Linked DNA regions of Homo sapiens: all the other regions are linked to region 4. A link is a contact called in ENCODE Hi-C or POLR2A ChIA-PET data. All regions are on one chromosome and are shown on one strand. Each heading gives the region's core, a stretch centred on a gene start or an enhancer-like site at or near the end of the contact. The rest is flanking DNA. Distances are from core to core; before and after follow the strand shown. Region 1 holds the start of PPP1R10 (protein phosphatase 1 regulatory subunit 10). Region 2 holds the start of RGL2 (ral guanine nucleotide dissociation stimulator like 2). Region 3 holds the start of RXRB (retinoid X receptor beta). Region 4 holds the start of SKIC2 (SKI2 subunit of superkiller complex). Region 5 holds the start of KIFC1 (kinesin family member C1). Region 6 holds the start of VPS52 (VPS52 subunit of GARP complex).

Region 1 (3,845 bases), core at 502-3,001, 1.3 Mb before region 4:
TGGGTCAAGACACAACCTGCAACGCCGCTTGGAAGACAAAAGGACAAGGAAAGTCGCCATATTGAAGCAGGGAAGAAAAAAATTCCTTTTAACGACACAAATCTTTTAGAAAGCTAGCATTCAATTGCACTAAATGGCTTTTAAAATTATACTCCTAAATTCCACATTTCCCAACCTTTCCACCCTCTATTTAACTGTACCTCCCCCACCAAAAAATATCAAGTTAAAATGTTAATCACTCTTTTGCTTTTAAATACCTATGCAATCTGCAACAATTATAAGACATTCTTTACCTCCCCAACTATTATCTTGTATGTACTGGCACTAAGATTATATTTTGTCCTAAGTGTCTTGCAATCTTTATTCCTAGATTGCCACCTATTTTAACCACACAAATATACCCCAAGCAAATTACATTAAAATTGAGAGGATTTAACAGTCATTTAAAAAGTTATAGCGAGCTATTACTTCTCTCTGCCCATCTCCTTACCCTGCAATCTTTATGTACAGATTGCTTATTAATCTGGCAAATTGAAAGGCACCCTGCTTGTCTCACACACAAAGAAGTGGTACTTCTGGGCCACAAGATCCACCATCTCTTGTATGTGAGCTCATTAACCCTTTTGAAGACTGCTGCTAACCAGAGGAAGGTAACCATTCCTCCTTATATAAACACATATGGCTTTGGCAGTCTGGAAATTGGCTGGATTACCAAGGGTTAACCATCAAAATCCTCACTTGCTGGCCCTCCCTCCACCCTCTCTTTGCCTGCAGCAAGGCAGGGAAGAGATAGGTGGTAGGGGAGAGAGAACAAGACTGTTTAGACCCACAGGCCCTTTTTAATGGAGATTAAGTGACCAGATTGGTCCTTCTCCAGTTCTCTATTTGTTCTATGGTCTCATTTCTTCCTCTCATTATTTTTGGTTTCACAACGGGAAACGTTGATTTCTTGTTGCAAGGCTGGTTTTTGAAAATTCGACACTTACTATCCAATTTTTTTGCGACGTCAGCACCTCGGGCTCAGGGGGGAGGGGGTAAAATTTTGGAGGAAAAAAAATAAAACAACCAACCAGGACCCAAAACTCAATTATTTAGGGGGCCTCATTGGATCAAAAAGTCTTTTAAAAAATAAAGGCCAACTCAGTATTCATTTCCCCCCCACCCAACTCCATTTAGGGAGGGGGGTCGCAGAAAAAAGTTCTGAGTGGATTCAAAAAAGTAAACGCTGGATGAGTGAATTTGGGTGGTTTGGGAAGGGAGGGTGGTTGATTATTTTTGAAGTTATGTAGTGACGGTCCTTCGGCCACAGATTTCAAGTCCCAAGCAGCGTGGGCTGGTGGGGTGGGCAAGATAGGTGGGAAGGGGCAGAAGACACAAGTGGTTGGGCTGGTGGCTGCTGTTTTCCCTTTCCCCCCTCTCTCAGGATCCTTTCAAGGGCTTAGATGTTGCTGCGGCTTGTTTCTGTTTTCCTCGTGGCCGGCCTGTCTTTCTCCGAGAAAATTCAAACCTGGGATAAAAGGAACACAAGGGAGAAAGATGTAATCAGTACGGGTTGCTTCAAAACACTCACAAATGCCATCTTTGTTGTCCCCAAACAAACCTGTGTCCCATCCTGATCGCAACCGCTTTAAGCCGTGGCTCTCAAATGAACCCATCCATCCCTATCCCGCTTCCCAGATCCAACGCTCTCCGCAAAATTTTACCCACTAGACGACAAAGTAGGCAAACTTACCTCTAAACGAACCCCAGAATGGCGGCCGCCCGCTCGGGTGGAGTCTTTTATACCCGGACGCCGCCCAACGCGCCCAAACGTGCTAGTGAAACGCCCTTGTCGCGAGACATTATACGCGAGGCGTGAACTCATTGGTCAACCCAAATGACAACTCGCCAACTGATTGGCTACTCTCACTTCACCTTTGCTCCGCCCCTTTCCCTGGCACTCTCTTCCGCCTCCTTCCTGCCTCCCTGTCGCGTGCGCGTGACCAGGAGCCTAGCACCTCCCTTTCCTCTGCTTCCGCCACTTCCGCCCTGGAGAACATTTCTCACCCAGGATTGGTAGAAACCTAAGAGCGCATGCGCACTGAGAGGATACCGCTAAAAATCGCCTTCAAAATTGCTTAAAAGGCAAACTTTAACAATGCGATCTAAGAGTCGTAGTGACTGGCCAAAAAAAACCGCAATTTTGGGGTCTAATTCGATTGTGACGCAGTTGAAATTAGCTTCTCCCCCATGCCTTCCCTTTCACGCTTCCGTCCTGACGCAAACGTGGGGCCGCCTTCCGCACTGCGGGCTTGTCCTTGGCCCTGCCCTACTCAGTTTCCTGAAGCATGCGCAGTTGCCTTTCCGTCAATTCCTGTCCTGGGCGTACGTCAAGATGGCGGCGTCTGTATTAAACACCGTGCTGAGGCGGCTTCCTATGCTATCTCTCTTCCGAGGTTCTCACAGAGTTCAGGTAACTCTTCGAAAGACATTTTGCACAACCTCAAGTTGGTTATACCTTCTCGAGGTTGTCGCTCCACTGTCAGGAATCCACGAGTGGAGACCTTCCCACGTGTGTCTTAGCTGTCTAGGCAGTACTTCCTGCAACCCCCCCCCCACACCCCGCGCATTTTCTAATCCCGAGCCGAGGACTAAACGCCAGGGTTAGGTATCATCCTTTTTCCAAAATGCCATTTCAGTAAAATAACTTAAGTGATGGAATTGACCCCTGTCCACCCTCAGTCATGCATAACCAGCTTTTTAAAAATTATTTAACTAATTAAGGGGCCATGCTAATCTCTGTATCGTTGCAATTTTAGCATAACATATGTACTCCCCAAGCGAGCGCCACAACCAGCTGTTAACTATGCAAGTGGTGACTAAATCTGTGTTGCTCTGGAATGTCCTTGGGGAAATTAGGGATCCCAATTTCTACCAACCTTGCTATTTCTCAATAAGGTCAGGATATATTCTTACGACCTGAGGACAGTTTCTCAGCTCTCTTTATTAAATCAGTTTCTTATCGGAGTTATGAGAGCTTAACTCCGTCCTTTGAATTGAGGTTTCCCTCCAGTCTTGTGTACTCACCTCTCTGGAGGTTCTTGGTGGGGCACGGTGAGATAGGAAGGCTTGCCCAGCTGCCACTCCCTAAAGTGGGACTGAAGAGTGGTGACAGAGGTCAACACAGAAATAATAACAGCCTTGGTAGCTTTAAAACTAGCGTTAGGACTCAAGTTTGTTCTGCCCTGTAGAATGTTGACCTTCAGCTTTTATGAAAATGGGCAACTCAGTGACTTCATTGGATTGATTTGGAGACTCACCTGTCTTCTGCATCCCCTCCCCACCACACATCTTAGTTCCAAGAACCTAGATATCCTTCCTCTTACTTTATTCTTCCACCAGAGTCAATTTATTTCCAAAAAGCAAGAATACCTTTTATGTACTAGATTTTTTTTTCTTTTTTCTTTACACGAAATCTCACTCTGTTGCCAGGTTGGAGTGTAGTGGCGCAATCTTGGCTCACTGCAACCTCCGCCTCCCGGGTTCAAGTGATTCTCTTGCCTCAGCCTCCCGAGTAGCTGGGACTACAGGCGCATGCCACCACGCCGAACTAATTTTTGTATTTTTAGTAGAGATAAGGTTTCACCATGTTGGCCAGGATGGTCTCGATGTCTTGACCTCATGATCCGCCTGCCTGGGCCTCCCAAAGTGCTGGGATTACAGACGTGAGCCACTGCGCCCGGCCTTGTACTAGACTTTTTATTTGTCTTCTGAAATAAGATTGTTTTTTAGGCATATATCCCCTAACTTAGCTTTTCTTTCAGGATCCAATTGTAGAAAAGGAGAGTGGTTGTTGATTTATGTCA
Region 2 (3,978 bases), core at 1,255-3,754, 1.3 Mb after region 4:
GTAGGATGAGATTCAAGGGCTTCCAGCCTGAGGGGGAGAAGAGGATCTATCTGTCCATTTTTCCCAAACCCTCAGTGGCTTTGACTATTTTGGTGGGATGTTGCGGCTTTAGGAAATCCGGGCAGATACTCCACTACCCTGCGTCCCTTATGACTCTGACCTGTCAGCCATAAGCCCTAGCAAGGCAGGCGTGGAGGTGAAGGCCCGGTGGGTAGCCAGGAAGGCTGACATGAAGCTCACATCAGTCCCTGATGTCCGGGTATCCAGTAGGTGTCTGACCAGGGCCTCCAGAGTGCCAGCTCGGAGCCGTCGGGAGGAACGTGGGGGAGGCATAGGGACCTGGAGAACACAGAGAGATGATCGCTAACCCTTTCTCCCACTCTGCACCTAGATTTCTGAGGACAATCCCAGACCCAGGAGATGTTCCAGACTCATTTTTCTGATATTCAGAGAGGGCAAGAGTCTTGGCCTATGTCACACAGCAGAGTCCAGGACTCCAGAACTCCAACCTAGCACTCTGGCCAGAAAGTCAGCCAGAGGAAGGAAAACTGGGAATGAAGAGTCAGAGGTGAGAAGCTAAAGTCATGATCTCACCAAGGGATCAAGAGGTCGATATTGGCGGCTTGTGACGGTAAACACGGCACCATCCTCCTCCTCATCCCAGACGGACACAGGGGCCTGGAGGAGCAAGGAAGGGGAAGTCAGACAGTTCCACACCACCCCCCATTGCCCTCAGCCTTCACCCCAGGCCCTGCTCCTCCCTCTGTACCCCTCACCTGTGGTGGCAGGGCATAGTACCAGCGAGTGCGAGGAAGGGTTGGGGGAGCTGGTGACCCCAGGTCTCCCCCACTGGGGCCCAGACAGCCCCACCCCAGCCGCCTCAGGGCCCCGGTGGAGTCGAAGGGGCTGCAGTGGAGGCGTGGATGGAGTACAGGAATTCTGATCCTGGAGACCCCCAAAGCCCCTTCTCCCCAGAGCTGAACCCACACACGACAGAGAAGCAGGGTACAAAGGGCAGGAGAGGGAAGCGAGAGGCAGCAAGCCAGAGGCAGCGACTAGGGGTAGCTGAAACCTCAGTCCAGGCACTGCCGCATGCCCCGCCCCTCCCGGCCAAGGACTATACCAGCCCAGAGAATTAGTCTTTTTCAGGACCCCTTTCACCCTGGTCCCTCGGGTAGCGCCTCCACTATCTCAGCCCTAAGGGACCCCCGAAGGTAGCAGCTCCAATCCCAGTACAGGAAGGAAAAGGGGAAGTGGGATGATAGGGGGTTGGGGGCGGTAGACTCAGAGAGTCACGTGGCCCCAGCCCCTCCCCCGACCGATCCCGAAAAACCAGCCCTGCCAGTCAACCTGCCCTCACCTAGGATCTGGACCTAGGAGTTTAGGGCCTCGGGGCCCCAAATCCAAATTCTGGCCCCTCCTGAGGCCCGAAATCCTGCTCCTGGCCACCACCATTAATCCCTAATGAAAACAGATGACCACTCTCTACCCACCCTAGGATCTTTCCTCCAGGTCCCAGAACCGTGGCTTCCCGGCCTCTACCCAGGACCGGGGCGGGGCGGGGGGGCGGGGGGAAGGGGGAGAGAGGGAAGGAGGGGTCACGAAATCTGAGGGTTCCCTCCCCAATCCCAGAGTCAGAGGAGCTGGTTACTGTGGAAACAAACCCCTCCCCGCCAAACAAAAACAAGGAGGGAGACAGGGACCAAGACACGACTGCTCAGAGAGGTAGGCACACTCAGGCAGGCAGAGGTGGAGGGCCAAAGACCCGCAGGGACAGGACAGCCAGCCAGAAGTTCCAGGCAGGAACAGGGCAGGTTCCTGCGGGCAGGTCCTGAGTCACACTGACAGAGAACCACGGAGACGCCAGGACTCCCCGCAGCAGAGAAACGGGCCGACACCCAGGGAGGCGCGAGAATAACTGAGGCAAGGAGGAGGAGATGTAGGGACCCAGAGACAAGAGAAAAGTGGAGACTTCAGAAATACATACGCCCCCTACCTCCCACCACCCGCGTCTCACCTCTTCTTCTTCCTCCTCCTCTTCCTCCTGCCCCCCGCCCACGACCAGGCCACCTGGGCCCCCACCCTCTTCGGGGTCCCGGCTTCGGAAGCTGCTCAGTACGACTCCCCCGGGGGGGCTCGTGTCCAAAAGCAGCCGCAGGGGCCGCGGGAGCATGGCCGAGTGAAGGAATCAGCGGGGTCGGGCCATGGGGGCGCCTGGGGAGAGACGGGGTGGGGTGGGGGTGGAGAGTCAGGCAGGCGCGGGGGAACCGGGCAGGGAAGGGACGTGGGTGGGTGTCAAGAAGACCGGAAGGGAGTTCTGCAGGAAGGTTGGGGGAGGGGGCAACAGAAGGGTGGAATAGGGGGGCCCTTGGTGCTGTTGGGGAAGGAGGAGGTCACGAGTACGGGGACGCGCAGGGTGCTCAGGCTCTGACCTGCTCGGGAGGGGTGGGGGCAGCGTGGGTCCTGAGCCGCTGTTGCCGTCGGTCTCCGGCCCCGGACCGAGTCCCCTCCCCGGCTTTTCCGTACCCCCTTGAACCCCCCCGCCGGGCTCCTGGGCCCTCCCGCCCTTTCCGCTCCCCCCCGCGTCCGCCCGCTCCGAGAGCAGGAGCCAAAAGGGGAAGGAAGTGAGGACAGGAGCCAGGGCCGCGGACTAGGGGAGCGCTGGACGCTCAGGGACCAGGACCCAGGCGCCCGAGTCCCCAGCTCCACTGTCCTCCGCCTCTACACTCGGGGATTCTGGAGACCACGTCGACCCGCAATGAACTGGAATAAAGATTCCAGTCTCCAGCCCCTGGGGGAAGGCAGGAGCAGAATTTGACATTCCCTTCCCCAACAATAACACGGCTAAAACTCCCGCGGGAAGCGTTTCAGGCGGAGAGAGAGCCGGTCACTCCATCCCCACGGGATTACCCTCCCTACCACAACCCACGAATGTAGCTGACCGAAATCCCGGCCGGGTTTTCCGAAGGGCCCTCGATTCCCGCCCCCTCGGCAGGGGGCGGGGCAGGAAGCAGCCACATCCGGTTCCAGATTCGGCTCTCAGAGGCTTCCGGCGCCGAGACCGAGATCCCCGTCGGCTCGGTGTATCCTCGCTGGTGGAGTACCCTCTGCTTGAGCGCATCTCATGCGCCAGTAGTGGCGCCCGCCCCGAACGGTGTCGACGGGGCGTTCTCTGAGCGGTTCAGGGTCACTGGAAGGGACCAGAGGTGATTGGAATATTCATTGAGCTTGGAAAGGGGTTGGAATGAGAGAACCGTTTGGAAGCACTGGAATACAGCTTTATTCCTACACGATTAGACCCGTTACCCCGTGGGTCTGGCCGACCGTCCTGACTCGGAGATCCCTGAGCTGCGCCGCCGCTTCCTTCGTCAACATCCAGCAGCTACTTGATGAGCGCCCTCCAGTGGGCCTTAGGTCCCTATGCCGGCGCGGGGTTACAGCAGTGGACAGACAGGCCAGTCCCTGTCCTCGAGGAGCCCATGATCCGCGGGGAGACAGGCATTTAACGACGACTCACACGATCACTTAAATACAACTGTGGTGAACCGCACAAGAGGGACGCGCGGCGGTCTGCGGGGAATGACGAGGCCGACCTCGTCTGCGACCCAGGGAGGGCAAGGGTGGACCAGGCAAAGGGAACAGAGGACTGGGACCTGGAGGTGGGCGGGAGGCGTTTGGTTCATTGGAGGAAAGGAATAGCCCTGTGTGTGATGAGCATTGAGAGGAGGTCTGGCGAGCACCATCTAGGGCTGAAGAACTAGGCAGTGGCTCCAGCGCGGGGCGGTGGGGGGGACAAGTGAGCCAGGGCAAGAAGAATGGATTTGGCCCTAGAGTACGGGTTCTCCAAATGTAACCTCGGCCCTACAGATCTCTGAGACTATGTCAGGGGGTTTGTGAGATTTTATAACAAAATTAAGATGTTAGTACAATATCGTGTTTCGCCGCCGGGCGCGGTGGCTCACGCCTGTAATCCCAGCA
Region 3 (4,325 bases), core at 381-2,880, 1.2 Mb after region 4:
AAGACCACAGGCCTGACAAGGTTAGAGGATTGGAAGGTCAATGGGCCATGGGGAAGTTCACACAAGGATCTGGGGTTACAAGGAAAACAAGAAAATGAAAGTGGCCAGGCAGTAAGTTGGTCACAACCTCTCACCTGGGGGCTGCTGACAGGCCCGGAGAATCCTGGGGGAGCTGGAGGGGGCAGACCAGGGGACCCCATGGAAGAACTGATGACTGGAAAGGGAGAGCCCAGTGGGGGTGGTGGCATCGGGGGTGGGGGTGGGGCCCCAGAGCCTCCAAGGGATGGAGCTGTTGAAGGGGGTAGGGGTGGCCCAGGAGGAGAAGGGGGAGGGACTCCCTGGGGAAGGGGATTTGGGGAGGAGCTGTCTGGGCTTCGGGAGTCTGAGGGAGGGGTATGTACAGGCACACAGACACACAAGAGACAGAAGAGACAAAAAAAGAAAATGAGTCTTCAAACATCCAACTAGAGACTTTAATTCTCTAATACCCCACCGTGCCGGACCCAGCCCACTCCACCCATCCCCAAGTTCAGAGACACCCTGCTGTCAAACAACAGTGTAACTCCGGCTGGTCCGATGGTAGTGGGTTATCAGAACTTATTAACATTTGTGTCACTAAAATTGGTATACAACCTCCCACTGCTATATTTGACTGGCTAAAAAAACCCAAAAACAGCGTAACTCCTCATTGTGGTGAGAGGAGGGAGTTGACAAGGAGAGGAGGATAGTTCAGGTGAGGAAAATTTTCCAACCAATCCATTTGAATGAATACCAGGTCATCCCAAAGCCACACCTGTCTCGTGGGTGGGGCAGCACGTGGGGTAGACCATCGAGCCCCTCTATTCCCAGCGTAAAGCCAGGTAGCCAGAGCGTGCAAGGGAAAGAGACAGGCAGGAGAGACCCCTCCTAAGACGCAGGATCTGCCTGTAAACGCCCAAAGTCCTGAGGTTTAAGAGGAATCGTGCCCTTCCCAGGCCCGCGACCTCCGGTGCCCAAGGCCTCAAGCGGTCACAGCTAGGAGGGCGGAAGCTCCCCTTCCCCGCCCCGCCCCGGGGGGGAGGGTGCTAAGGCCCTCGGGAGGGAGGGGACGCGTGTTTACAAACAAGGGGGCGGGAGCGCAAGGAAAAGAGCACCGGGGGAGGGTGTGGGGGAGGGGTCGCAGATAAAGCGGTCACTGGCTCGCCTGCCCTTCTGCTGGGGCACTCACCCCGCCCGCTGTCGCCCATCCCGTCCCGTCCAGCCTCCCCTGGCTCCGGCTCCGGGGTTTGTTGTTCTCCGCCTGCCACCGCCGCCGCCGCCGCCGCTGCGGGATCCAGCCAGGGCCGTCGCCGCCGCCACCGGGACGCGACCCCACAATGCATTTCTTTTCGCACCCCCACCGGCCCACACTGCCCTGCGGCATGCCGCTGAGGGAGGAAGGGCGGGCGAGCGGCCCAAGACATGATCCCTGGCTGAGAGTAGGGATACCGAAGAGGTCCCAGGGATTCCCAAGGATTGATCGGAGGATTAGCTGAGCACGAGGAAGCCCCTGAGAGAAAGACTCTGGCCTGGATTGGGTCGAATTAAGCCCGTCGCTCTGCTCAGTACCAAAATGACAGCGCCAATGTGGCAGCCATCTTTGTACAGACGGGAAGTCTCGGCGCGAGTTCCCGCCCCCTCGTCTAGTTGGAAACCGAGGAGGCGGTCTCCTCCGGCCTGTTAGCCCGCCTCGCCCACCCTCCCCTCAAATCACCTCCACACTCGCGCATGCGTGTCAGTGCAGGATGGATTCGTCGCTACCGGAGTGCCGCCATATTGGTAAAGGCATTAGGGCGAAGGTGGAACGGAACTTCCTGTTCTCGCGGGATCTAAAGGCGGGACTGCCACGTCCAAGCAAACCGGGAAAGGAGAGGATCCCGGAGCCGGTGAGAATTCTCTGTTTTTTCTCTACCATCCTTTCCAGGCCTTTTCCTCACCTAATGAGTCGTAGAGACGAGGGCCCAGAGAGTCTGTAAAGTGGCTGGTGAAAGATTAGTGTCCCAGGGCCCTACATCCGGGAGGTGGTTCGGGATAAAGAGAACTAGTCTTGGGAACAATGTAGGTGGGAACTTAAGGGAATGGGAGAGCGGCCCATAGAGGTGGACGGAGGGCGCGATTGGAGTAAAGCGGACCCTGTGTAGGTATAGAGTTGAGTCAAGTGGAGTCACTGCCTCTGTCCCTCTGGTCAGCGTGATGGCCAGAGGCCTGGGGGCCCCCCACTGGGTGGCCGTGGGACTGCTGACCTGGGCGACCTTGGGGCTTCTGGTGGCTGGACTCGGGGGTCATGACGACCTGCACGACGATCTGCAAGAGGACTTCCATGGCCACAGCCACAGGCACTCACATGAAGATTTCCACCATGGCCACAGCCATGCCCATGGCCATGGCCACACTCACGAGAGCATCTGGCATGGACATACCCACGATCACGACCATGGACATTCACATGAGGATTTACACCATGGCCATAGCCATGGCTACTCCCATGAGAGCCTCTACCACAGAGGACATGGACATGACCATGAGCATAGCCATGGAGGCTATGGGGAGTCTGGGGCTCCAGGCATCAAGCAGGACCTGGATGCTGTCACTCTCTGGGCTTATGTGAGTCTCCAGGGGATGGGAGAGAGAAGGGCTGGTTCTGGATTGTTGGGAAACTCCACAGTACTTGACCTTGACTCTCCCTCACCAGGCACTGGGGGCCACAGTGCTGATCTCAGCAGCTCCATTTTTTGTCCTCTTCCTTATCCCCGTGGAGTCGAACTCTCCCCGGCATCGCTCTCTACTTCAGATCTTGCTCAGTTTTGCTTCCGGTGGGCTCCTGGGAGATGCTTTCCTGCACCTCATTCCTCATGCTCTTGGTAAGTAACCTCTGACTTCTACCTCAAATCTAACCTATTTCGTTCTTTGGAGGAAAAGGGTTCTTTCTCCTTTATGATCCCTGACCTTTCGATATTCCCCCAAATACACACTCATTGTGTCAGATATTCCCTCATCTGGTTTTCCCCCCTTCTTCCAGAACCTCATTCTCACCACACTCTGGAGCAACCCGGACATGGACACTCCCACAGTGGTGAGGAAGAGACAGATGGGGATGGGAGTTGGGGTGCTGGGGAAGGTCCGTCTCTCCCTATTCCTCACCTCCCGCACTTGAGGAGGAGGAGTCTGGAATGCACATCTCCCTTAATGTCTCAATGCCTCCATTCCCAGGCCAGGGCCCCATTCTGTCTGTGGGACTGTGGGTTCTCAGTGGAATTGTTGCCTTTCTTGTCGTGGAGAAATTTGTGAGACATGTGAAAGGAGGACATGGTCACAGTCATGGACATGGACACGCTCACAGTCATACACGTGGAAGTCATGGACATGGAAGACAAGGTGAGCCCAGGAACAACTTTCCTGAAAGCTGACTTGCCTGCCTCAGAATCTCCTCATCTTATGGCCCTCAGGAGGGAGAGGACATGTTGGAAGATCTGTTCTCCACTCTGACCAACTCTTTTCTTCCCTCAGAGCGTTCTACCAAGGAGAAGCAGAGCTCAGAGGAAGAAGAAAAGGAAACAAGAGGGGTTCAGAAGAGGCGAGGAGGGAGCACAGTACCCAAAGATGGGCCAGTGAGACCTCAGAACGCTGAAGAAGAAAAAAGAGGCTTAGGTAAGGGCCAGAGTTGGTGATAAATTTGGGCAAGGGACATCATCACAAATCACATGGAATATGTGCTGTGGGTAATGGCAGGTATCTGAGAAACACTAAAGGACTGGGTGTAAAGTGGTCTCTGAGGGGAGGTGTGAGAATAGCTGACCAAGACTGGAACAAGTGGTGATGGAAGCCTCTGATCATTTTCTCTTCTTGTCCTGTACAAGACCTGCGTGTGTCGGGGTACCTGAATCTGGCTGCTGACTTGGCACACAACTTCACTGATGGTCTGGCCATTGGGGCTTCCTTTCGAGGGGGCCGGGGACTAGGGATCCTGACCACAATGACTGTCCTGCTACATGAAGTGCCCCACGAGGTCGGAGACTTTGCCATCTTGGTCCAGTCTGGCTGCAGCAAAAAGCAGGTTGGTGATGTCTGCCAAACACAGCTGCCTCAAACCCTTTATCTCTCCTCACTCACCCTAAACCCAAACAGCCTCTTATTAGTTCCAAACAATTCATACTGTCATTGACAAGTCCTCTAGAAATGAGGGGGAAGAAGTTCTGGTTACTTTGTCCTTTAGCTCAGTATTTCTTAAACTGGTCTATAAACCATCTGAATGGTTTAGTGGAGTCTTACACACACACGCCTACTCAATCAGAAAGTCTGTGGAAAGG
Region 4 (4,046 bases), core at 314-2,813:
AGATGCAGAGATAAGAAGGCTTTGGGAATGCATCTTTTGGAAGTAGTGAATAGTTCTACTTTACTAGACAAGGCTGCCAAACTAAGGTTTTGAGGCTTTTTTATAGACAATGTGAAGCCATTTATGGTTTTTGAGAAACAGAGGGAGCAGAATTTTGTGTTTTCAATGGATCATTTGAACAGGAGTGAAGAAGTCTGTTCAAAAAAAAAGACTGAGAAATTTGTTGAGAGACCATTACAATGGCCCACATGAATGTCAATAAAGCCCTGCTCGGGGGAATGCACAGTGAAGAATAAACAGGAAAAATTACTTCAAAAGAAGAAACAATAAGACTTGGCAAAGGTTTGACTATGCAAATAGTGGGGAAGTCAGAGTTTTGAGTCCAAACATGTGGCAGAATTGGTGTAGTCAATCTTATTTGGAAGATCAAGAATAGAAAGATGATAGCTTCAACACTGAGTATCTGAAGTTTTTCAGTATAACACTGGATAGAACTGGAAAAAACAAACTTGGGGATCATCAGCTCTTAAGCGGTACTAAAAGCCATGGGAAAGGAAGACAATCCATGGCAAATTGCATAGAAAAGACAGAAGGTCCACACCAAGGCTTGGGAAAGCCCACCTCTCGAAGCTACACTGTGAGGTGATATGTCTCTAGGTATGGGCCAGAAAAACTTCCCCATTCGCTCACACTCACCCCATATCTTCTCAGAGTGCAGAGTCTGTGAAAGGTTAGGCCATGTCCACACACAGTCCCTCACCTTTTTCTTGAGCTTGTTGAATTTCTTCTGCAGAGCCTCCTCTTCCTCGCTCAGTCCGGGGGGTATCACCAACATGGTGGCTCCTAGTTCAGGGGCAGGGCCCAAGACATCTTTCTCCACTGTTACCACCCGGGGTTCACACGCCGTCCACACTGTACCCAACCCCACCCCTTCAGGTCTGCCTACTCTTGTCTTTGGCTTTCCCTACCCCTTGCTTAAACCAGGCTGCTGTCCAAGCTCCCGCTGGTCGGGATCATCCAGCATTCCCTCCTGTCTCCAGGGATCACAGACACCAGCACCTTTAGGTACCATGTGGTTCAAGGAGGGACAAATATCCACTCCGTCGGAAAGACGATGGCACCCGACCCCCCTACCCTCGCTAGGGTAAGGACAACCGCGGGGTTTGAACGGCAGAGAAGGCGGTGGAGCCAGCGTAGCGCCCGCAGAGCAACGCAAAGAGGAAGAACAGAGAAACGGCTATGAGAAAAAGGGCCGAAGAGTGAGAAGCAGAGGGCCTTACCCGAGGGGGCGGCAACCGGGGGCCCCACGGTCTCCGGCCGCGCCCGCGCTGGCCGCTGATAGCGGGCTCACAACGATGACGTAGCGAGGAGCGGAAAACGCGGTAACCAAGGCGGCCCCAGGCGCGCACTTCCGCCCGGCCTTCCACCGGTCCAGGTCTGCCCCTCCGCAGCGATAGTTCACGCTCTCGGCGGGGCTGTACCGGAAGTTGCCTCTACTTCCGCCCGTTCCGGGGCGGGGCTTACTTCGCAGCGACTACTTGCCGCACTTCCGGGCTGCCAGGCAGCTGCTGTGGCTCCAGGATGATGGAGACAGAGCGACTTGGTGAGGGGGAGGGGAGGGAAATGGAACGGAGTAGCCGATATGGAATGAACTTTGACCCCTGACTTTTGACCTTTCCCCGTAGTGCTACCCCCTCCAGATCCCCTGGACCTACCCCTTCGGGCCGTGGAGCTCGGATGCACGGGGCACTGGGAGCTGCTGAACTTGCCTGGAGCTCCAGAGAGTAGCGTGAGTGACTTTTGACCCTAACCTTTGACCCGCATTGAGTCCAAACCTCCTTCACCCTCCTCACAGTAGGATCTAGCTTAACCTTGTTCATCTGTGCCTGTACTCCTGTCCATCCCAGCCTGAAGGGGTGCTGGACAGATTACAGCCCAGTGTACCTGCAGTACATGTGAGGACAGAGCAGAAAGGGCTGGGGATATTTTTGCTTTGAGAGCTGCTCTTTCAAATGTGGCATTTCTCCGTGGAGCTCCCTTCTGTATCCAAGCACCAGGGCACTTGGTGACTGAGATGATAGGCTTTGAGCCTCCAACCTTTCATCCTTAGGTCTGGGACCCCTTTTTCTAAAATCAGTGAGTCTCCAATTTCAGTGTGCTTCATGATTAGCCAGGGAGCTTTTTAAAAATGCACATTCCTAGGTCCAGCCTCCATGTTTCTGAAATCCAAAATCTGCCCCAGGTAATTCAGTAGCAGGTAGTTTTTGGCCAAGCCTGATTGTCCTAGTCTGTTTGACACATCTGCCATTTCTGATCTGAACACAAGTCCCATCATCTCTTTTGTCTGCATTTTATCCTCTTTCCTTACCTAATGCCTCTCATCTTGCCCTTGTTTCAGCTTCCCCATGGCCTCCCTCCTTGTGCCCCAGATCTGCAGCAAGAAGCAGAACAGTTGTTTCTGTCATCCCCAGCCTGGCTGCCTCTGCATGGTGTGGAGCACTCAGCCCGGTGAGGAGTCTGGAGGGGCTTAGACTAGGGTGATGGGTTCCTGAAGGAAGCTGGGACAGAGGAAGAAAGAAGACCCAAAAGTTACTATTTTTCTCTCCAGAAAATGGCAGAGGAAGACGGATCCCTGGTCTCTTTTGGCTGTCCTGGGAGCCCCAGTCCCATCCGACCTACAGGCCCAAAGACACCCAACCACAGGCCAGATACTGGGTTACAAAGAGGTAGGAGGTCAGGGGTCATGAGAAACAGTTGGGGAGAAGGGGAGGTGGTCAGAGACAAGCTCAGCCTCATTGGGGCTCTGATCTCTTGCCTTAGGTCTTGCTGGAGAACACAAATCTCTCGGCTACAACCTCCTTGTCTCTTCGCCGGCCTCCAGGGCCAGCCTCCCAGTCCTTATGGGGAAATCCAACTCAGTATCCCTTCTGGCCAGGTGACTCTTGTGGAGATGGGATGGTAGAAGAGGGTGTCTTTAATCTCCAGGGAAGGGTTCCCCACCTATCTCGTATTACCCTCATCCCATGAATCCCTGTCTGTCCTGTCTCTTCCCAGGGGGGATGGATGAACCCACCATAACAGATCTGAACACACGGGAGGAGGCTGAGGAGGAGATAGACTTTGAGAAAGGTAAGGTGGGGCTCTGAGTCTGAGCCTTGAGGAGGAAGAGCCCAGGCTATCACTGGGCTACTGCTAGCCCTCCCATGTTTTTGAGAAAATTAGAAAAAGATATTCTGTCCATAACAACCTTTACTGTCATCTGCTGGGAAATTTCTACAACAACCTTTACTGTCATCTGTTGGGAAAGTGTCATAGCAAACATCCCTATCTACAGCATCTGTCCTGTAAATGGTATCTTTTAGGTTTATATAATGTACACAATTTGTTCACCAGTGTGCAGTGACCTGATTTCATGTCCCTATCCTACAGATCTTCTTACTATTCCACCTGGTTTCAAGAAAGGCATGGACTTTGCACCAAAAGGTTAGTTTTAGTTTTTGAGTGGGGTGTAGGAGAAGTCATGTCCTTCTCCTAAGGAACAGAGATGGACATGACAAGGTTGACCTTGTTGGCTTGCTCCTCAGATTGTCCAACTCCAGCTCCTGGACTACTAAGCCTTAGCTGTATGTTGGAGCCTCTGGATTTGGGTGGGGGTGACGAGGATGAGAATGAGGCAGTGGGACAGCCAGGAGGTCCCAGAGGGGACACTGTTTCAGCCTCTCCCTGCAGTGCTCCCCTGGCCCGAGCAAGCAGCTTGGAAGACCTAGTGTTGAAGGTTGGTGGTTCTGTGTAGTGGAGGCAAGAAAGAGCCTTGCCACCAGGATGTGGGCTGGCTAGGATGGGTCTGAGGGGAAGAAAGGGACATCTTTTGGGAGGAGTGCTAATTGAGAGCCCTCTGGTTGTATCTTTATCACTGCTACCCCTGACTCTTCCAGGAAGCGTCCACAGCTGTATCCACCCCAGAGGCCCCAGAGCCTCCATCTCAGGAGCAGTGGGCCATCCCTGTGGACGCCACCTCCCCTGTTGGTGATTTCTATCGCCTCATT
Region 5 (4,003 bases), core at 82-2,581, 1.4 Mb after region 4:
TTCAAGCTCTTGCTTTTTGGAGTTTTCCCAGGATATCAAAGGTTGGGGGGATGGCAACATGGTTTTCAGACAGTGTGTCTCCCCACAATCTGCTTCTCTCTACAAGCTTGTTTGAAGCCAAGTTAAAGCAATGGATAGAAGACGGCAGCGCGGGTGTCAGACCTGCCAATTTCCAACTGCACACCAAATCCCCGAACATATGCTTGAGGCCCCTGCCTTTCGGTTTCATAAATAAAACCCTGTCCTGACTACCTCCAGGATTGGATGGAAACTCGGATGAGTAAATATGGTAGAACGACTTTGCAAACTAGCACCCTATTCACACGTAAGGGGTTGCTCTTGTCACCGAGACTGTTAGAGGCAACGTGAGTTAACAGAAATAGCTTGGATTTTGAAGCTAATGGAATCTAGATCCATTCCTAACCAGCAGTGTGACCTTATTGTGTAATCTTTCTGAACCTGTCTCCATCCATCTCTACAAAGAATGTGGCACAATGTAGGAACTCAGTGAATTTTCGTGATTAAAAGACGAGATAATACAGGTGCACAATCTGCAAAACATAAAATACTCCATAAATGGAAGCAGTAAATCTTCCCCGAGCTCGAGACTCCAAAGGCCCTGAGCCCAGTACCAGTAACAGCACCCAGGTAAGTAGGCTGGCTGAGAGAAGAGGGCTATAAAGAAAAGTTCTTTCCTGAGCTTTGAATCCCCACTGTCAGGCTTCAATGGAGCGCAAAAATTCCTAAATTTGGTGAGAAATGGCAACATTACCAGGGAATGAACAGACCAGGCCACTCACATCCACGTGAGGGCTCCAGGAGCCACTTCCGGGCCCAGTCAACCACGACCAGGAGAGGCAGCGCTGGAGCCTCAATCACGTCGACGGAAAACAAGTGCGCTCCCTACTGCAGTCACCAGGAGGCGCTAGTCCCGCCTGTCTCCCGGCACGGGTCCTCGTTTGCGCACGCGTCATTTCTTTCCTCCAGCGTCCCCGCCCCTTCTCCTCCGGCCGCCACCAGTTTCGCTTGGCCAGTTGCGTTCGTGCGGCGACGTCCACGCATTTTCTGACGTAGCGAGCGACGGCGGGGAGCCGAGCGGAAGTCCAGCACTATTGCCGCTAGAGGAGGGGAGGGGTGAGAAGCATAAGTGGCACCGGAAGTGGAATTAATCCGCCTACCTCTCCTGCGCCTGCGAAACAGAAAAGACAAGGCGCCTGTCGGGCGGGGTGTGGCTTCGGGTGGCGGAGAACGCTGCGATTGGCCCTCGGCTGTGGCGACAGCGACGATTGGTCCCTGCGTGCAGAGCGCGGTGAGAGTGGGTGGTGGCCGTTGGAATTCAAAAGTGGCGGGTGTGGCGCGGGGCTGGTAGCGGCCGGAGCCGTGCGAGTTCTCTACCCTGCTTCGCGAGCGGGCGAGAGAACGCGAGTCCCAGGATCCCCGGCACCCAGTTCTCTTCCACTGCATTCCCCCGGCGCGTGTGGGACCGAGGTGGACATGGATCCGCAGGTGAGTAGGGGCGGCGCAGGTGTCCTGCCCTGGGGATGGGGACGAAGGCTGACCGCTCCGATGCTGTCGCGCCCCCGGCTCCCGGTCGGCCTTTGTCATGTCTACCGGGAGAGCGAAGGTCCGTGCGCCCCCGCACAAGTGGAAAGGGGCGGAGGCAGGAGTGGAGACGGCTTAGAGCACCCGGGGAGGTCGGAAGGCACGTCTGTCTGCCCTCCCCTAGCTTCAAGTTTCTGGAGCCCCTCCCTTAACTTTCATGTCTCCGAGATTTCTCATTTCGAATTCTCAGGCTCGTCTGACACATTTCCACTTCTTTATTCCTACTCAGGGTGTGATTGCAGTGTGTAAGAAGGGAGAGTTCTGATATGACTTCTTCCTTTTGGGGACATGGTGTCTGAGGCCACATCCTTGCTGAGGTCCTTTTGTGTTAATCGCCTCTCCTTATCACTGCTGCTTCGGAGTGTAGGAAAGGGAGAAGGAGAGTAGGGTAATCTGGGCCAAAAGACTTCTCATTCTCTCTCTCCTTTCCCAAATTGTGCAGATTCCTGCCCAATGAAACTGATTGATTTAGTTCTTTCTCTTAAATGGTGCCCTGCTGCACCCCACAACCATATGCAGCTTCCTGTCTCCAGTGAAGAGAGATGAATGTGTGTGACAGCTGGAGTGTACTTATCTCTGGTGCCAGGAAAGGTCTGCCTGAATCCTTTGTTTACTAGTATTTCACGTTCAGGTTTCCCTGAAGTTAGGATTCAGCCTTAAGAGAGATTCTTTCTCTCGTGACAACCAGAGAGCAGAGTAGTATTATGTGACAGTAAGAAGTAGTAAAAGCCTTCTCAGATCTATTAATCAAGTATTTATTGAGCACCTACTACATGCTAGGCGTGGTTGTAGGTACTTAGGATGCAGCAGTGAACAAGGGACAAATCGTTGCCATCGTGGAGCTGCCATTCTATGGGGATACAGACAATAAATGTAATAAATGAATTATATAACTGCCAGAAGGCCGTAAGTGCTGTGGAGAAAAGGAGAAATTCAAGGTTGAGGACATAGGGGAGGCCAACTGGCGGGTTAGAGTATTAAATAGGGTGGTCTCAGTAACCCCCATGGAAAAGATGAGTTGAATAAAGACTTGAAGGAAGTGAGGGAGACAGACAAGCAGATAGTGAGGGAAGAACATTTCAGGCAGAGGGAATCTGCTAGAGCAGAGTCCCTAAAGAGTTGTAAGGAGGGAAGTGTGGCTGGAATGAAGTGAGCAAGGGGAAAAGTTGTGGGAAAGGAAGTCAGGTAATGGGTAGTGGGGTTGCTGATCACAGTTTGTCCTTGTGGGGGTCGTTGTGAGGACTTTTACTCTGAGTGAGATGGGGAATCATTGGATGATTTTAAGCAGAGAGATAAGATTTGTTGGGTCCACCAGATTTTCGTAACCATAGCACCATTGCCTTTTTTTTTTTTTTTTTTTTTTTGAGACAGGTTCTCTTTCTCTGTTCCCAGGCTGGAGTGCAGTGGCATGATCATGGCTCACTGGAGCCTTAACTTCCTGGGCTCAAGTGATCCTCCCACCTCAGCCTCCTGAGTAGCTGGGACTACAGGCAGCTGCCACCATGCCTGGCTGATTTTTTGTATTTTTAATAGAGACAGGGTTTTGCCATGTTGCCCAGGCTGGTCTGGAACTAACTCCTGGGCTCAAGCAATTCGCCTGCCTCGGCCTCCGAGAGTGCTGGGATTACAGGCATGAGCCACCGTGCCCTGCAACATTTTTTTTTTTTTTTTTGAGAAGTAGTCACGCTCTGTCGCCAGCCTGGAGTGCAGTGGCGCGGTCTCGGCTCACTGCAACCTCCGCCTCCCGGGTTCAGGCGATTCTCCTGCCTCAGCCTCCCGAGTAGCTGGGACTACAGGCGCCTGCCACCACGCCCGGCTAATTTTTTGTATTTTTAGTATAGACAGGGTTTCACCGCGTTAGCCCGGATGGTCTCAATTTCCTGACCTCATGATCCTCCCACCTCGGCCTCCCAAAGTGCTCGGATTACAGGCATGAGCCACTGCACCTGGCCAACATTTTTTATTGTCGTGACTAGGTGGGGGGTTGCTACTGGCATCTAGTGGGTAGAGGGCAGGGATGCTGCTAGGCATCTGACAGTGTACAGGACTGCATTGGACATTGTCAAATGTCACCTTGGGGATAAAATCACCCCCAGTTGAGAACCACTGGTTTATGATAATCTAGGTGCCAGATGATGGTGTCTTAGGTCAGGGTGATAGCAGTGGAAGAAACAGTAAAAAGTGATTGGATTCTGGATATATTTTGAAGGTACAATCAGCCATGCTTTGCTGACAGATTAGATGTGGTATGTAGGAGAAAGAGAGGACTCTGGGTTTTTGGCTTGAGCAACTGAAAGATGGAGTTATATCAATTGAGATGGAGAAAGCTGCAAAAGGAGCAAGTTCAAAGCAGGGTTGGACATCAAGAGGTCAGTTATTAGACTTCCAAATGGAGATTTTT
Region 6 (3,881 bases), core at 34-2,533, 1.3 Mb after region 4:
AAGGTCAACCTGGGTAACACAGGGAAACCCGTCTAAAGAAAACAAAAAAAGGTAAAAGACAAGACAGTGCAGTGGAGGCCGGACGCAGTGGCTCACGCCTGTAATCCCAGCACTTTGGGAGGCCGAGGTGGGAAGATCACGAGGTCAGGAGATCGAGACCATCCTGGCTAACACAGTGAAACCCCGTCTCTACTAAAAAATACAAAAAATTAGCCGGGCGCGGTGGCGGGCGCCTGTAGTCCCAGCTACTTGGGAGGTTGAGGCAGGAGAATGGCGTGAACCCGGAAGGTGGAGCTTGCAGTGAGCCAAGATCGCGCCACTGCACTCCAGCCTGGGCGACAGAGCAAGACTCCGTCTCAAAAAAAAAAAAAAAAAAAAAAAAGTGCAGTGGAGATGACCGAATGAGGAAAGCTAGGAATTGCAGAGGATAGAGCAGAACTTGCACTTAAATTTAAGACCCTCAGACTCCTGCCATCTTGGGTGTTCTATCACACCTCTGGGGAACCCCAGGCTTTCTAGAAATGTCAAAACACATAGTGTTTACCTGCATGCCAGGTGCAATCTTACACATATTCATCTAATCCTAACGACGATGTATACAATAGGTTCTATCTTCCTCACCTTAAAGGTGTGAGAAATGATGGCACAGAGAAGCTGGTTAACTTGCCCAAGGGCACACAGCGTGTAAGTGGCAGAGATAGAACTCAGGCAGTCTGGCTTCAGAGGCCATGTTCTTAACCTTTACACTATACTACTTCGTGACTCTACCCCAAAATGTGGAGTGAAGTTGAAATTTTGTGCCCCAGAACATGAGTTTCAGCCACTAGGGTCCCGCTCAGGGTCGGGTCTGATCACAGGGAAGGGTACGGGGAGCCAAACAGGTAATATCACGGGTAGCAGCCAAGTTCCCACCCTTGTGCCTAAACCCAGCTCAGGTCTTTCTGAAGCTAGGAGCACCGGAACTACGGAGGAGAAACAGCTCCGCGCTCTCACCAGCGGGCCCTCTTCCTCCTCCATATCTGAGGTCCCAGCCCGCAACACCAGTTCCCGGGCCGCAGCCGCCATGGTCGCAGCGGCGGCCATTCCCCGCAGCCTCACTTCCGGCAACTGTCAGTCCCGGCGAGTCCGTTCCCCGGAGTGGAGCTACAAGTCCCAAAGGGTCTTCCTCAGCGCGAAATCGTTCCCAGATATTTGAGTTAAGTTGTTTGACTCCAGCTGTCCCCTTTCAGCTCTAACCACTTCACCCAACTGCAAATGGAAATATGGAAGTCTGAAACACAAACTAGCCCCGGAACCTTCGCTGTTCTCTTACCTATGAACCTTACGAACTGTAAAGAAAGGCGCACCGGAAGTTGTGGTACCCAAGCCATACTCTCATAAATCCAGCCAGGTCGCGCTGAAACAGTTTCCGGAAGCACTTCTCCTAGATCGCACCGCCTCTTCCTCCTGGAAGCTATATAATGATATCGCGTCACTTCCGCTCTCTCTTCCACAGGAGGCCTACACGCCGCCGCTTGTGCTGCAGCCATGGTAAGACTGGAATCCGTGCCGTGATCCAGCGGCATCGCAGCTCGGGCAAGGAAAGCCGGCTGTCAGGGTTCTGGAAACGTCCTGCCCTGAGGGCCTGCGACTTTCTGTATGGAGCCTTGGATCGCGTCCCTGGAAAGGGACACCAAAGATTTCCAATTCCGGAGAGCGGGCCCGAGGAAGGGTCACTGCTCGGGCGCACGAAAGCTGTCTAAGGCTTGGGCGTATATGGGGAACTCTGGCTTTTGCCACGCACTTTTGGGAATGGGCAGGAGACCTGCTTCCTCTCTCCAGAGGTTGCATTTTCCCAAGCTTGAACGCTTCATGTGCCTACTCTGCAGGACTGAGGAGTTTGCTCTGTGGTGTGAAAACCTAAGGAATGGGGGGCGGGTGTCTTGCCACTTGTGTGACAGGCTTAACCTTTTTGTATGAAGTTCGTTTGCCTTATCGGCCTTACTGTTTGATAGTTTACTGTGTCTGATTTCTTCCCCCGTACTTTTTCAACTAGTCTCTAGTGATCCCTGAAAAGTTCCAGCATATTTTGCGAGTACTCAACACCAACATCGATGGGCGGCGGAAAATAGCCTTTGCCATCACTGCCATTAAGGTAAGTGAAGTAGGGTAAGGAATAGGGAATGTAAATGAGAATTGGGTTGTGAAGACATAAGCAAAAATGAAGCAAGGCTGGGGAGACTTGAGTCTCATCCAGATCACCTTGACTGCTGGATTAAGAAAAGAAAGTGGTTTAGGGAGAGACTGACCCCTTTAGCATTTACCACAGAAAATAAGTGATTAAAGCCAAGATAGTGGTCTAAGGTCAAGCCAAAACATTTCACCTGGGGAAGTGGGGAGGAGGTATGGTTGCTCACCCGAATTCGCTAAGATTTTCCTGAACCACGAGCTTGTGAGATTTCTTCTAGATTCGGTTTCTTTACCCATCCCACCATCATAACAGCAACCCTTCCTGCGAAATTTATATTCCCTGAGAATTGGAGGATTATTGGGCATCTTGAGGGATAAGTAGAAATACCAACAGATAAAAAGTGTGAAGAAGCCTGTAGATGGAGGGTGGAAGAAGTCTGAGTGGGACATTTACTCAGATGAGCCATAATTGACACTCCTTTCCTGTCGAAGTGTGAAGGAGTACATCCATCTTTCTTTGGCTTTTAAGAATCGAATCAATGAATGCAAGAATATTATTTCACTTGAGTATTTCTCTCCACAAACCTAATGAATTCTTGGCTTTCTAGATACATAACGTTCTTTTTTTTTCCCTTAAGTCAGAATGTGTAGTTAGTTGTGGAAATAGCCTACCAGTATGTGTCCATGCGTGCAGGGCTAGGCCTGTCTTCTTGGCTTCTGTTGCATGGTAGGTACTTAGGCGACGTTAGGGAATGGATAGTAGTAGGGATACTGTTGGCTCTGTTGAGGAATTTGTAGAGGGAAATTCCTTCTGTTGGGTGCTCTGTGAAACTAATAAGGCAGTGTGAAATACTGTACTTATTTCAGAGACCGGCTGTGAGGCTTAAGTAGAGGTGCAGCATTCATAAGTGTAATAGAGAATAACCTTCATGGATGTATCTAACTAAAAATTAGAAATCTTATTTCATCTATATCTCTTCCCACACCCATTTTGAAGTAAATCTTTTCACTTGTAAACATATAATTAAATTTGAGGCTTAGTGCAGTGGCTCACTCGGAGGCTGAAGTGGGCGGATCCCCTGAGGTCAGGAGTTCGAGACCAGCCTGGTCAACATGGTGAAACCTCGTCATTTAATTAATAAATTTGAAAGACCCTGCTCTCTTCTGAATCAACCTAATAATTTGACCCTTGGTCATGTTTATTTATTTATCCCGAGACAGAGTCTCACCCCGTCACCCAGGCCGGAGTGCAATGGTGCAATCTTATCTCACTGCAACCTCAGCCTCCCAAGTAGCTGAGATTACAGGCACACGCCCAGCTAATTTTTGTATTTTTAGAAGAGATGGGGTTTCACCATGTTGGTCAAACTGGTCTTAAACTTCTGACCTCAGGTGATCCACCCACCTCAGCCTCCCAAAGTGCTGGGATTATAGGCGTGAGCCACTGCACCCAGCCACATTTATTTTTTGAGACTGTCGCCCAGGCTGGAGTGGCGGAATCACTCTTCACTGCAGCCTCGACCTCCAGGGCTCAAGTCAATCCTCCTACCTCAACTTTCCAAGTAGTTGGGGCTACAGGTGTGCACCACCACATCTGGCTAATCTGGATCTTGCTGTGTTGTCCAGGCTGGTCTTGAACTCCTGGGCTCAGTGATCCTCCAGCCTCAGCCTCCTAAAGTGCTGGGATTACAGGCATATAGGCATGAGCCACG

Evidence for each region. Hi-C counts contacts between places; a loop is a spot of excess contacts on that map. ChIA-PET counts read pairs that join two places held with the same protein, here RNA polymerase II (POLR2A). Pooled maps may share reads with other maps.
Region 1: a loop to region 4 is called in a map of naive thymus-derived CD4-positive, alpha-beta T cell, with 39 times the contacts of the local background. The contact joins the promoter of PPP1R10 here to the promoter of SKIC2 in region 4. A Hi-C loop is called at or near these places in 1 of 168 maps with a recorded cell type or tissue (naive thymus-derived CD4-positive, alpha-beta T cell) and 8 of 50 pooled maps. POLR2A ChIA-PET finds 5 or more read pairs at or near these places in 1 of 52 experiments (WTC11).
Region 2: a loop to region 4 is called in a pooled map, with 6 times the contacts of the local background. The contact joins the promoter of RGL2 here to the promoter of SKIC2 in region 4. A Hi-C loop is called at or near these places in 2 of 168 maps with a recorded cell type or tissue (dorsolateral prefrontal cortex and ovary) and 14 of 50 pooled maps. POLR2A ChIA-PET finds 5 or more read pairs at or near these places in 1 of 52 experiments (Panc1).
Region 3: a map of dorsolateral prefrontal cortex shows a loop between it and region 4 (2.8-fold over the local background). The contact joins the promoter of RXRB here to the promoter of SKIC2 in region 4. A Hi-C loop is called at or near these places in 1 of 168 maps with a recorded cell type or tissue (dorsolateral prefrontal cortex) and 14 of 50 pooled maps. POLR2A ChIA-PET finds 5 or more read pairs at or near these places in 1 of 52 experiments (activated T-cell).
Region 5: a loop to region 4 is called in a pooled map, with 7 times the contacts of the local background. The contact joins the promoter of KIFC1 here to the promoter of SKIC2 in region 4. A Hi-C loop is called at or near these places in 1 of 168 maps with a recorded cell type or tissue (Caco-2) and 6 of 50 pooled maps. POLR2A ChIA-PET finds 5 or more read pairs at or near these places in 2 of 52 experiments (HepG2 and activated CD4-positive, alpha-beta T cell).
Region 6: a loop to region 4 is called in a pooled map, with 7 times the contacts of the local background. The contact joins the promoter of VPS52 here to the promoter of SKIC2 in region 4. A Hi-C loop is called at or near these places in 2 of 168 maps with a recorded cell type or tissue (dorsolateral prefrontal cortex and ovary) and 14 of 50 pooled maps.

What each region holds. Positions count from the first base shown.
Region 1 is chr6:30,615,492-30,619,336 of GRCh38, forward strand. It overlaps PPP1R10 (protein phosphatase 1 regulatory subunit 10), which reads right to left and starts at 1,752. Exons shown (of 20, transcript NM_002714.4): 1 at 1,733-1,752; 2 at 987-1,507. It overlaps MRPS18B (mitochondrial ribosomal protein S18B), which reads left to right and starts at 2,349. Exons shown (of 7, transcript NM_014046.4): 1 at 2,349-2,452. The coding sequence starts at 2,375. RefSeq lists an enhancer at 2,010-2,578.
Region 2 is chr6:33,296,438-33,300,415 of GRCh38, forward strand. It overlaps RGL2 (ral guanine nucleotide dissociation stimulator like 2), which reads right to left and starts at 2,505. Exons shown (of 18, transcript NM_004761.5): 1 at 2,433-2,505; 2 at 2,018-2,214; 3 at 595-678; 4 at 161-339; 5 at 1-27. The coding sequence starts at 2,173. It overlaps TAPBP (TAP binding protein), which reads right to left. Exons shown (of 8, transcript NM_003190.5): 8 at 3,257-3,978. RefSeq lists enhancers at 856-1,383, 1,470-1,970, 3,673-3,978 and a silencer at 2,738-2,916.
Region 3 is chr6:33,199,035-33,203,359 of GRCh38, forward strand. RXRB (retinoid X receptor beta) reads right to left here and starts at 1,631. Exons shown (of 10, transcript NM_021976.5): 1 at 1,208-1,631; 2 at 135-382. The coding sequence starts at 1,442. SLC39A7 (solute carrier family 39 member 7) reads left to right here and starts at 1,833. Exons shown (of 7, transcript NM_006979.3): 1 at 1,833-2,622; 2 at 2,711-2,879; 3 at 3,038-3,091; 4 at 3,229-3,393; 5 at 3,526-3,666; 6 at 3,876-4,072. The coding sequence starts at 2,212. It also overlaps the pseudogene RNY4P10. RefSeq lists enhancers at 1,360-1,861, 1,862-2,363, 2,364-2,865.
Region 4 is chr6:31,957,612-31,961,657 of GRCh38, forward strand. It overlaps SKIC2 (SKI2 subunit of superkiller complex), which reads left to right and starts at 1,564. Exons shown (of 28, transcript NM_006929.5): 1 at 1,564-1,603; 2 at 1,686-1,789; 3 at 2,399-2,508; 4 at 2,609-2,726; 5 at 2,821-2,935; 6 at 3,055-3,129; 7 at 3,430-3,483; 8 at 3,585-3,775; 9 at 3,936-4,046. The coding sequence starts at 1,582. NELFE (negative elongation factor complex member E) reads right to left here and starts at 1,360. Exons shown (of 11, transcript NM_002904.6): 1 at 1,281-1,360; 2 at 761-843. The coding sequence starts at 835.
Region 5 is chr6:33,390,492-33,394,494 of GRCh38, forward strand. KIFC1 (kinesin family member C1) reads left to right here and starts at 1,332. Exons shown (of 11, transcript NM_002263.4): 1 at 1,332-1,506. The coding sequence starts at 1,495.
Region 6 is chr6:33,270,593-33,274,473 of GRCh38, forward strand. VPS52 (VPS52 subunit of GARP complex) reads right to left here and starts at 1,284. Exons shown (of 20, transcript NM_022553.6): 1 at 994-1,284. The coding sequence starts at 1,083. It overlaps RPS18 (ribosomal protein S18), which reads left to right and starts at 1,483. Exons shown (of 6, transcript NM_022551.3): 1 at 1,483-1,530; 2 at 2,036-2,134. The coding sequence starts at 1,528.